Linked DNA regions of Homo sapiens: regions 2, 3 and 4 are each linked to region 1. A link is a contact called in ENCODE Hi-C or POLR2A ChIA-PET data. All regions are on one chromosome and are shown on one strand. The core of a region is the stretch at or near the end of the contact, and the rest is flanking DNA. Distances in the headings are between cores, read along the strand shown. Region 1 holds the start of ZNF93 (zinc finger protein 93). Region 2 holds the start of ZNF714 (zinc finger protein 714). Region 3 holds the start of ZNF493 (zinc finger protein 493). Region 4 holds the start of ZNF431 (zinc finger protein 431).

What was found. A loop is a pair of places that touch in the nucleus more often than their neighbours do. ChIA-PET counts read pairs that join two places held with the same protein, here RNA polymerase II (POLR2A). Pooled maps may share reads with other maps.
Region 2: a pooled map shows a loop between it and region 1 (6-fold over the local background). The contact joins the promoter of ZNF714 here to the promoter of ZNF93 in region 1. A Hi-C loop is called at or near these places in 4 of 50 pooled maps. POLR2A ChIA-PET finds 5 or more read pairs at or near these places in 2 of 52 experiments (A673 and AG04450).
Region 3: a loop to region 1 is called in a pooled map, with 4 times the contacts of the local background. The contact joins the promoter of ZNF493 here to the promoter of ZNF93 in region 1. A Hi-C loop is called at or near these places in 6 of 50 pooled maps. POLR2A ChIA-PET finds 5 or more read pairs at or near these places in 2 of 52 experiments (AG04450 and naive thymus-derived CD4-positive, alpha-beta T cell).
Region 4: a loop to region 1 is called in a pooled map, with 12 times the contacts of the local background. The contact joins the promoter of ZNF431 here to the promoter of ZNF93 in region 1. A Hi-C loop is called at or near these places in 6 of 50 pooled maps. POLR2A ChIA-PET finds 5 or more read pairs at or near these places in 2 of 52 experiments (AG04450 and Caco-2).

Annotation. Positions count from the first base shown.
Region 1 is chr19:19,899,668-19,902,472 of GRCh38, forward strand. ZNF93 (zinc finger protein 93) reads left to right here and starts at 1,279. Exons shown (of 4, transcript NM_031218.4): 1 at 1,279-1,424. The coding sequence starts at 1,422. RefSeq lists enhancers at 1,249-1,848, 1,383-1,932, 2,481-2,805.
Region 2 is chr19:21,080,916-21,083,615 of GRCh38, forward strand. It overlaps ZNF714 (zinc finger protein 714), which reads left to right and starts at 1,288. Exons shown (of 5, transcript NM_182515.4): 1 at 1,288-1,433. RefSeq lists an enhancer at 1,627-1,776.
Region 3 is chr19:21,395,680-21,398,650 of GRCh38, forward strand. ZNF493 (zinc finger protein 493) reads left to right here and starts at 1,454. Exons shown (of 4, transcript NM_001076678.3): 1 at 1,454-1,588. The coding sequence starts at 1,559. RefSeq lists a silencer at 1,493-1,731.
Region 4 is chr19:21,140,769-21,143,764 of GRCh38, forward strand. ZNF431 (zinc finger protein 431) reads left to right here and starts at 1,272. Exons shown (of 5, transcript NM_133473.4): 1 at 1,272-1,418; 2 at 2,783-2,875. The coding sequence starts at 1,416. RefSeq lists enhancers at 1,298-1,777, 2,559-2,996.

The DNA.
Region 1 (2,805 bases), core at 29-2,528:
GGCTAGTACAAAGACTTATAAAAACGACACTTACGAAAACCTCCCTTAGTTCTCCTCCACCTTATTCAGATAAACTTTTCCTTTTAAAAGATCAAGTCAAACAACAAAGTAAAGGTATGTTTAAAAAGTTTTAAAAAGCGTGTGGTCGCAGTGGCTCACGCCTGTAATCCCAGCACTTTGAGAGGCTGATGCGGGCGGATCACCCGAGGTCAGAAGTTAGAGACCAGCCTGACCAATATGAAGAAGCCCCATCTATACTAAAGACACAAAATTAGCTGGTCGTGGTGGCACATGCCTGTACTCCCAGCTACTCGGGAGGCTGAGGCAGGAGAATTGCTTGAACCTGGGAGGCAAATGTTGTAGTGAGCCAAAATCGTGCCATTGCACTCCAGCCTAGGCAGCAAGAGCAAAAACTCCATCTCAAAAAAAAAGGTTTTTTTTTAATTATAAAAATTAAAAGGGGGAAATTGTAAAATACAATAAAATTCCTCTTCAAAGGTTTAGTCTTAACTTTCTTGTTCTTTGTTCTCAAACTCAACTTGCTTGTTCTCCATGCCTCCTTGCCCCTAGTTACTGTAACAACCTTCCTTCCCAACAGCTCTAATCAATAATTCACATCTGTTCCCTTGATTACTCACTCTGCAGCCTTCCCACCCTTCAAAACCACACGTCCCACCACTGTGACTTATACATGCCCCTTCCCTTCCTTATTTGGAAAAATATTTACAAATAGCCAATCGGGTCAGTTTAGATTGTGGGGTCCGACCCTAGCCCATGGGGGAGTAACACAGAGGAAGAGACTTTACGTTAAAAATAAAAACCCCTTCCCTCCTTTGTTCAGGGTGCTCTTGCGATCGTGATTAATGCAAACAAAAACCTTTTGCAGAAGTAAATTGCCTTACTAAAAAAACTTTTGCCTGAGTACTGGTTTCACTTTGCGACACCAAACACTTTACTTCCAACGGTATTATTAATATGACAACGAAATACTTCTGTTCACCTTTTCAATACATTCAAAAAGAGAGAGTAAAAAAGAGAATGTTCCCATGCTCTGGGGTGGACGTGGCTCAGCTCAGAGAGGAAGCCCTGGCTGAAAAGGCTGCAGCTTAGGCTGTTACTCTTCTTCACTCAGCCCAGCATGTGATCACATCTTCTGTCACTCAGGTCCTGAGGGGGCGGGACCTTAAGAATTATCCAATCAGGGACGCTGGGCTGGAAACGTCCAATCAGGCAAGCAGCCGGACCGAACAGGGCGGCTTCTGGTTTGGCGGGTCCTTTGTCTCTCGGTGCAGCCGGAGCTCCAGGTCTCCTCTTCACTACTCTGTGTCCTGTGCTCCTACAGGCCCAGCCTCTGTGGCCCTGTGACCTGCAGGTATTGGGAGATCCACAGCTAAGACACCAGGACCCCTGGAAGCCTAGAAATGGTGAGAGTGCCGGTCCGACATCCCAAGCGACGGGGAGGGGCTGGTTGGAACCGGTGGAAAGTGACGGTGGCGGGACTCAGGTATCCCCTTAGTCAGCTCCACAATCTGCGCCGGAGTTCTTGCCCAGCTCGGCCTCGGTTCCCTTCAGCCATAAGATGGCGGCTGCGCTTATAGCGCAGCCCCCAGGCGTCCTGTCTCTTCACTGTGCGGTGACTGTGCCCTGGCTTGGAGCCCTCGCTGGGCAGCTGCGCACCCGCAGAGCCGCTTCTCTCCCAGATTGTGCAGAGACCACGGGAGAGTCGTCAGGGGAGAATCCTGACTCGGAGTGCGGGTTCACGAATGGGAAGAGCTTTAGTGGGTTGGGTTCACAGTTTCTCTTTTCTCCTATTAAAAATTTATGGGGCTGGGCAAGGTGGCTCACTCCTGTAATCGCAGCAGTTTGGGAGGCCGAGGCGGGCGGATCACTTGAGGAGTTGTTAGGGCAGCTAAGTTCCTCTTCAGAGACTCAACTTCCTGGTCATAAGTTGTAAAAATTGTAAATCAACCCTACCCCTTCTTTTTCCCCATTCTCCTTTTCTCAAAACATCGCGCGTTTACCCTATATGGAAAAAGTTTGTGTCTAGCCCAACCAGGATCAGCTTAGATTGTGCGGTGGGACCTCAGCCAATATGGGAAGGACACAAAAACCGGAACTGCGTTAGGGTTAAATCCCCTTCCTGGCCCAGCGCGGTGGCTGATGCCTGTAATCCCAGCACTTTGTGAGGCCGTGGCGGGTGGATCACAAGGTCAGGAGTTCTAGGCCAGCCTGGCCAACATAGTGAAACCCCGTCTCTACTAAAAATACAAAAATTAGCCGGGATTGGTGGCAGGCGTCTGTAATCCCAGCTACTTGGGAGGCTGACGCACGAGAATTGCTTGAACCTGGGAGGCGAGGTGCAGTGAGCCGAGAGCTTGCCATTGTACTCCAGCCTTGGTGACAAAGTGAGACTCCGTCTTAAAAAAAAAATAGACATCTTAAAATTTCCTTCCCTTATGTAAATACTGTGTTTGAGTAATTTCACGGATTTTTCAAACACTGAGTTTCAAAAACCAAGTGAATAACTCTGACATGACAAAGCTTGAGCCTAGTGACTCCAAGCTAAGGCTAATATTAAGCCTAAAACAGAAGGTTTTTTTTTTGGACAGAGTTTTGCGTTTTGCTCTTGTTGCCCAGGTGGAGTACAGTGGCGCAATCATGGCTCACTGAAATCTCCACCTCCTGGGTTCAAGCGATTCTCCTGCCTCAGCCTCTCAAGTAGCTGGGATTACAGGCATGCACCATCATGCTTGGCTGATTTTGTGTTTTTAGTAGAGACGGGTTTTCTCCATGTTGGTCAGGCTG
Region 2 (2,700 bases), core at 38-2,537, 1.2 Mb after region 1:
GTATTTGGAATTCTGTAAAAAAAAATTTCCCTATCCTTTTTTCTTTTTTATTTATTTAAAGTTTTTTGTGTATCAGTGTAAATGCATGGGTATTTATTTATTTGACTTGATTTATTTTATAGGTCAGTGCTCTAATTATTCATTTGGATGCTAACATTGTTCCAGGATGGACCATTGGGAGTTCTTTCAGGCTGGCTCCCTTTGACATGTTCCCATCATTTTTTAAAATTAAAAAAAAAGAAAGAAAAAACATTTTGAGGCTGGGTGCGGTGGCTCACGCCTGTAATCCCAACACTTTGGGAGGCCAAAGCGGGCAGATCACCTGAGGTCAGGAGTTCAGGACCAGCCTGGCCAACATGGTGAAACCCCGTGTCTACTAAAAATACAAAAAATTAGCCGAGCATGGTGGCGCGCGCCTGTGATCTCATCCAGCAGTGCTTTACTTGTAATTATTTTATTCCTGCTGCCGTCTCCTCTTTCTTTGGCCACTATCTGTTCCACCCCCGGAACGGAAGAGAGATGTTGGTAGGGAGAGGCTCTTCCTTCACCTCTGGCAGAAAAGGTTTGCTTGGGCCCTTCACACCGCTGACATCAGAGCTGCACTTCAATGTGGCAGTTATTGGCCATGTGTGGCGCCTGGTCTGAAGTGCGATGCTAGAAAGGTAAAATACAGAGTTAGTTTCAAAGATTTAGTTCCAAATATTTATATACTTTATTAATAATTACATATTTCTCACACATTAAAATGAAAATTTTTTTGATATATTGGGTTAATTAAATTGTTACAATCAATTCAACCTGTTCTTGTTTCTTTTTCAAGTTTGGCTACTAGAAAACTTAAAATTCACATATGGCTCACATTTTATTTCAGAGGATTACCTCCTTTCTAAAATCTCAGCCTGCCTGCTCAAAGACCAGAAAGAAGCCAGGAAGGTCATAAAATCTGAAATTTTAAAATAATTGTTATTATAAAATTATATTTTTTCCTTTGTGAAGAGCCATATATTATTTATAAATGCATATGACTTTACACACAAGTTTAAAGGCAAATTCCCTCTGGGGTGGGCCTGGCTCAGCTCTGGGAGGAAGCCCTGCCTGAGAAGGCTGCAGCCTAGGCTGTCACCCTTTCTTCACTCAGCCCAGCAACTGATCACATCTTCTGTCACTCAGGGCACGAGAAGGTGGGGTTTTAAAAGTTATCCAATCAGCGACGCTGGGTTGGGAACCGTCCAATCAGGCCTGCAGCTGGAGCGGACAGGACGGCTTCGGGGATGTGGCGGGGCCTTTGTCTCTCGCTGCAGCTGGAGCTGCAGGTCTCGCCTTCACTGCCCTGTGTCCTCTGCTCGCAGAGGCCCAGCCTCTGTGGCCCTGTGACCTGCAGGTATTGAGAGATCCACAGCTAAGACGCCAGGTACCCCGGAAGCCTAGAAATGGTGAGAGTGCCGGGTCCGACATCCCGAGAGAGGGGAAGGGGCGGGTTGTAAGCGGTGGGAAGTGGCTGTGGTGGGACTTAGGCCTCCCCGCAGTCAACTCTACAATCTGCGCCCGGAGTTCTCCTTGCTCAGCTCGGCCTCAGTCCCCTTCAGCCATAAGATGGCGGCTGCGCTGACTGCGGGATCCCGGGCGTCCTGTCTTTTCCCTGCGCAGTGACTGGGCCCTGACCTGGAGTCCTCTCAGGGCAGCTCTGGACCCTCAGCGGCGCGTCTCTCCCGGATTGTGCAGGGACCACTGGAGGGTCCCAGGGGTAGAATCCTGACTCGGGGTGCGGGTTTATGAATGGGTCCGTGGGGTTCCAGTTCCTCTTCTGTTGAAAATGTATGGGAGTCACCGTTAAAACACTAAAGCATTTAATCAAAGCGTGATTCAAAAATTGTGGAGCACCCAGCTGTGGTTTGTAATTTATGGTTTATGGGCGGGGCTTGAAGTAAAGACTTTTATAAACAGCATGATGAAGAAAACCAAATTCAGTAATTGGTTAGGTTCAGATACATAGTTTCTTAATTTGTAAAATAAAGGTGAAAATTTCCTGGTTATGTAATTAGATGTTAATTGGCAGTTTATAGTTGGTTAAGGATGAATTTTGTTTCTCTCAATGTAGTAATTTACTAAAAATGCACCTCAGTTAGATTTTTTTTTTTTAAGATGGAGTTTCGCTCTTGTTGCCCAGGCTGGAGTGCAATGGGGCGATCTTGTCTCACCGTAACCTCTGCCTCCCGGGTTCAAGCGATCCAATGCTTCAGCCTCCCAGGTAGCTGGGATTACAGGCATGCGCCACCACGCCCGTCTAATTTTGTGGTTTTAGTAGAGACGGGTTTCTGCATGTTGGTCAGGCTGGTCTCGAACTCCCGACCTCAGGTGATCTGCCCTCCACGGCCTCCCCAAAGTGCTGGGATTACAGGCGTGAGCCACCGCGCCCAGCCAGATTTTTTTAAAAGTAGGAATCCAGGGACTAGAGACACCTCAGTCTAATTTCCCGCCGCTTAATTATTTTCACACTCCATGGGGAACTGATTTTCTGGTGCATTTTTCAACTGTGTCCCAAGCACTGTCTTAAATCTAACCTCCCGTCCCCCATATCTCCAGCCTCACTCTGGCTTGCAGTAAGATATTAAATTTCCAGTTCCTCCTGGCATTCCCTAATGCCAGCTTTTCCTCCCTAATTCACGTTATCACCTGTTTGTCTTTTAGTGTACTTTTGTA
Region 3 (2,971 bases), core at 204-2,703, 1.5 Mb after region 1:
CTGACACATTCAATACAACAGCTATTGGCCATGTATGGCCGGCTACTGGGTGCCTGGAATGTCGCTGCAATTTGCTAGAAAGGTAAAATACAGAGTTAGTTTCAAAGATACAGTTCCAAATATATATATACTTCATTAATCTTTACATATTGCTCACATATTACAATGATAATATTTTGGATATATTGGGTTAATTAAATTGTTACAATGAATTTCACCTGTTTCTTCTCCTTCTTTTTAAAATTTTTTTATTTTTGAGATGGAGTCTTGCTCTGTTTCCCAGACTGGAGTGCAATGGCGTGATCTTGGCTCACCTCAACCTCTGCCTCCTGGGTTTAAGTGATTCTCCTGCCTCAGCCTCTCTATTAGCTGGGATTACAGGCACCTGCCATCATACCCAGATAATTTTTGTATTTTTGTAGAGACGGGGTTTCACCATGTTGGCTAGGCTGGTCTTGCACTCCTGACCTCGGGTGATCCGCCTGCCTCGGCCTCCCCAAGTGCTGAGATAACAGGCATGGGACACTACACCCGGCTTTCTTTTCTTTCACTTTTATTTTCTTTCTTCTCTTCTCTTCACTTTTCTTTCTTCTTTTTCCTTCCTTCCTTTTCCTTCCTTCCCTCTTTCCTTCTCTCTCTCTCTCTTTCACTCTTTCTTTCTCTCTCTCTCTTTCTCTCTTCTTTTTTTTTCTTGAGATGGAGTTTCACTCTTGTTGACCAGGCTGGAGTGTGCAGTGGGGCGATCTCGGCTCACTGCAACCTCTGCCTCCCTCCACCTCCCGGGTTCAAGCGATTATTTTGCCTCAGCCTCCCGAGTAGCTGGGATAACAGGCGCCCACCACCACGCCTGGTTATTTTTTCTTATTTTTAGTAGGGACGGGGTTTCATCATGTTGGCCAGGCTGGTCTCAAACTCCTGACCTCAGGCGATCCACCCGCCTCGGCCTCCCAAAGTGCTGGGATTACAGGCGTGAGCCACTGCGCCCGGCCCTTCTTTATTTTTAAAGTCTGGCTACTAGAAAATTTAAAATTCACATGTGGCTCACATCTTATTTCATAAGATTGGCTCCTTTTAAAAATCTCAGGCTGCTAGTTCAAAGGACTAGGAGCCAGGAAGGTCATAAAAGCTGAAATTTTAAAATAATTATTTTTTTAAATTTGTGAATAGCCATATATTATTTATAAGTGCTTATGACCTTATACACAAGGTTAAGGGAAAATACCCTCTAAGGTGTGCCTGGCTCAGCTCAGGGAGGAAGCCCTGCCTGAAAAGGCTGCAGCCTAGGCTATCACTCTTTCTTCACTCCGCCCAGCATTTGGTCATATCTTCTGTCACTCAGGGCCTGAAGGGGCGGGCCCTTAAACCGTATCCAATCAGACACGCAGAACTGGGAACCGTCCAATTAGGCACACATTTGGAGCGGCGAGGACGGCTTCCGGGATGTGGCTGGGCCATTGTTTCTCTCTGCTGCCGGAGCTCCAGGTCTACCCTTCACTGCTCTGTGTCCTCAGCGTGTGTGGCTTCGTGACCTGAAGATACTGGGAAATCCATAGCTAAGATGCCAGGACCCCCTGAAAGCCTAGACATGGTGAGAGTGCTGGGTCCGACATCACGAGAGAGGGGAAGGAGTTGCTCGGAACCGGTGGGAAGTGGCTGTGGCGGGACTCAGGCCTCCCCGCAGTCAGCTCCACAATCTGCTCCCTGAGTTCTCCTTGCCCAGCTCGGCCTCAGTCTCCTTCAGCCGTAAGTTGGCGGCTGCGCCAACAGCCGGGGCCCCGGGCGTCCTGTCTCTTCCCTGCACTGTGACTGTGCCCTGCCTGGAGTCCTCTCTGGCAGTTCTGCACCCGCAGCGCCGCGTCTTTCTCAGATTGTGCGGGGACCACGGGAGGGTCATCAGGGGAGAATCCTGACTTGGGGTGCGGGTTCATGAATGGGAAGAGCTTTGGTCCGTGGGGTTCCCAGTTGCTATTTTCTCCTATTAAAAATTTATGGGCGTCACTGCAAAAATATTAAAGAATGTAATCAAAGAGTGGTTCTAGAATTGTAGAGCACCCAGCTATGGTTTGTAGTTTGTGGTCTGTGGGAGAGGCTTGAAGGAAAGTCTTTTATAAAATGCATGATGAAGAAACCAAATTTACTAATTGGTTAGGTACAGTTACATGGTTTCTTAATATGTGCGTTAAAGGTGAAAATTTCCTGGTTATGTAATCAGAGCTTAATTGGCAGTTTACAGTTGCTGAAGCCTGAATTTTGTTTCTCTGAATGTAGTAATTAAAAATAATGCACCTGAGTTAGATTTTTTTTTTAAAGTAAGAATTCAGGGACTAGAAATACCTCAGTCTAATTGCCTGCCACTTAATTATTTTCACACTCCACAGGGAACTGATTTTCTGCTGTATTTTTCACCTGTGTCCCAAGCAGAGTCTTGGAACCAATCCCCCATTTCTCCGGCCTCACTCTGGCTTGCAGTAAGATAATTTCCAGTTTCCTCTGACGTTCCTAAATGCCACCTTTTCCTCCCTAATTCACATTATCGCCTATTTGTCTTTTACTGTACTTTTTTATACCATATTTTAATTATTTTTTTGGCAAAGCATTAAATGGTTAAATGGTGCATTTAAAGAGATTTGTTATCTGTTTGTAAATATTTCCCATGAAAAGAAGGCAAATAATAATACCCTGACACTGCATTGTAGTAAATCTCTGTCTCTTTTGCTTTCATCTTGTCTAGGCACAGAGATGTTACCAGAATGTTTTTGGGTCGAAGTTCTCCTTTGGAAAATCTATGGGGTGATGTGTCCTCAGCCACCCTTTGGTTTTTTCCTGGTCATGGGTTTCAGTACTATCTGGGGATAAACCAAGATAACTGCCATGGTTATGTTAGCTAGAGTGTCCATTGGATCTCAGCTTCTGGTTTATTTTCTCCCATAAGATGACCTGAGGTATGGAGTGTATCCTCTCAAGGGAGCAA
Region 4 (2,996 bases), core at 22-2,521, 1.2 Mb after region 1:
CCCGTGCAGATAGGACACCAGGATTCTATGACAGGTTGATTACTAGTTACCTTCTAACAGTGGGCACCCTATAGGTACTGATTTTTTCCCCTGATTTAAAGTTGGGTGACTTGTAAGAGAATGTTGAGTAATGCAGAAATACACGTAGACATGTATGCATGTGATTGGTGCTTATACCCACACAGTCCCACACACCACAGGAGAAAACAGATAACTACGGCCTGACCATTAGGGCCAAGGCCAATAGCAAAATAAGTTTTGCCTTTAATCTGTTTTCTCCATATCTAAACATTTGAGGTCAAGAGTGTGGACAGATCTGAAGACACAGAGTTTTATTATCCTGTGGCCCCAACATTCTTTCTTCACTGTCTGATCTCTGGAAGAAAATGGGCAACAGGTGGCTATCAGTGGTCTCCTTGTGGTTATTTTGTTCTTGCTGCCCTCTGCTCTTTCTATGGCCACTATCTGTTCCACCCTCAGAACTGAAGGGAGATGTTGGTAGGGAGAGGCTTTTCCTTCACCTCTGGCAGAAAAGGTTTGCTGGGGCCCTTCACCTCCCGACATCAGAGCTGCACTTCAATGTGGAAGCTTTGGTCATGTGTGGCTCCTGAGTGCCTGGAATGTTCCTGGTCTGAACTGCGATGTGCTAGAAAGGTAAAATACAGAGTTAGTTTCAAAGATTTAGTTTCAAATATTTATATACTTTATTAATAATCACATATTTCTCACACATTAAAATGAAAATTTTTTGATATATTGGGTTAATTAAATTGTTACAATCAATTCAACCTGTTACTTTTTTTTTTTAAGTTTGGTTACTAGAAAATTTAAAATTTACATATGGCTCACATTTTATTTCAGAAAATTACCTCCGTTCTAAAATTTCAGACGGCCTGCTGAAAGACCAGAAGCCGGGAAGGTCATAAAATCCGAAATTTTAAAATAATTGTTATTATATTCTTTTCATTTGTGAATAGGCATACAGTATGTTATTTATAAATGCATGTGACTTTACACACAAGGTTAAATACAAATTCCCTCTGGGGTGGGCCTGGCTAAGCTCTGGGAGGAAGCCCTGCCTGAAAAGACGGCAGCCTAAGCTGTCACTCTTTCTTCACTCAGCCCAGCATCTGTTCGCATCTTCTGTCACTCAGGGCCTGAGAAGGTGGGGTTTTAAACGTTATCCAATCAGCGACGCTAGGCTGGGAACCGTCCAATCAGGCACGCAGCTGGAGCGGACAGGACGGCTTCCGGGATGTGGCGGGGCCTTTGTCTCTCGCCGCAGCCTGAGCTCCAGGTCTCCCCTTCGCTGCTCTGTGTCCTCTGCTCCTAGAGGCCCAACATCTGTGGCCCTGTGACCTGCAGGTATTGGGAGACCCACAGCTAAGACACCGGGACCCCCTGAAAGCCTAGAAATGGTGAGAGTGCCGGGTCGGACATCCCGAGAGAGGGGAAGGGCTGGTTGTAACCGGTGGGAAGTGGCTGTGGCGGGACTCAGGCCTCCCCGCAGTCAGCTCCACAGTCTGCGCCCCGAGTTCTCCTTGCCCAGCTCGGCCTCAGTCCCCTCCAGCCATAAGATGGCGGCTGTGCTGACAGTCGGGACCCCAGGCGTCCTGTCTCTTCACTGCACAGTGACTGTGCCCTGGCCTGGAGCCCTCTCTGGGCAGCTCTGCACCCGCAGCACCGCGTCTTTCCCAGATTGTGCAGGGACCACGGGAGGGTCTTCAGGGGACAGTTCTGACTCGGGGTGCGGGTTCATGAATGGGAAGAGCTTTGTTCCGTGGAGTTCCCAGTTCCTCTTGTCTTCTGTTAAAAATATATGGGAGTCACTATAAAAACATTAAATAATTTAATCAAAGAGTGATTCAAAAATTGTGGAGCACCCAGCTGTGGTTTGTAATTTGTGCTTCATGGGCGGGACTTGAAGAAAAGACTTTTATAAAAAGCATGATGAAGAAAACCAAATTCAGTAATTGGTTAGGTAGAGTTACATAGTTTCTTAATTTGTACAATAAAGGTGAAAATTTCCTGATTATGTAATCAGAGGTTAATTGGCAGTTTATAGTTGGTTAGGGCTGAGTTTTGTTTCTCTCAATGTAGTAATTTACTGAAAAATGTACGTCAGTTAGATTTTTTTAAAGTAGGAACCCAGGGACTAAAGACACCTCCGTCTAATTGCCTGCCTTTTAATTATTTTCACAGTCCATGGGGAGCTGATTTTCCGCTGCATTTTTCACCTGTGTCCCAAGCAGGGTCTTAAGTCTAACCCCCATTCCTCATTTCTCCAGCCTCCCTCTGGCTTGCAGTAAGATACTAAATTTCCAGTTCCTTCTGGTGTTTCCAAATGCCAGCTTTTCCTCCCTAATTCACGTTATCGCCTATTTGTCTTTTAGTGTACTTTTCTATACCGTATTTTAATTATTTTTTGACAAAGCATTAAATGACGCTTTTCAAAAAGTTTTTTAAAAGATTTTTTAAAAAAAATATCTGTAAATATTTCCCATGAGAAGAAAGCAAAGAATAATCCCCTGATACTGTATTGTTAAAACTCTCTGTGCCTTTTCTCCTTGTATCTTCTCTAGGCACAGAGATCTTGTCAGAATGTTTTTCGGTCAAGGTTTTCCTTTGGAAACTTTATGGGGTGATGTGTCCTCAGCCACCTTTTAGTTTTTTTCTGGTCGTGGGTTTCAGTGCTGTCTGGGGATGAACTAAGATATCCACCGTGGTTATGTCAGCTAAAGTGCCTAGTGAATATCAGCTTCTGGTTTATTTTCTTCCATAGGACGACTTGAAATATGGAGTGTATCCTCTCAAGGAAGCAAGTGGATGCCCTGGGGCTGAGAGGAATCTTCTAGTTTACTCTTATTTTGAAAAGGTAACCTCTTGAGACATTAAAATTGTCTACGCCCAACCCAGCTTTCATTTCTTGGGGACACATTGCTGGTCAGCCAGTCCGATGCTGGCACTGATGGGAAAACACAGAAATAATGTATGCC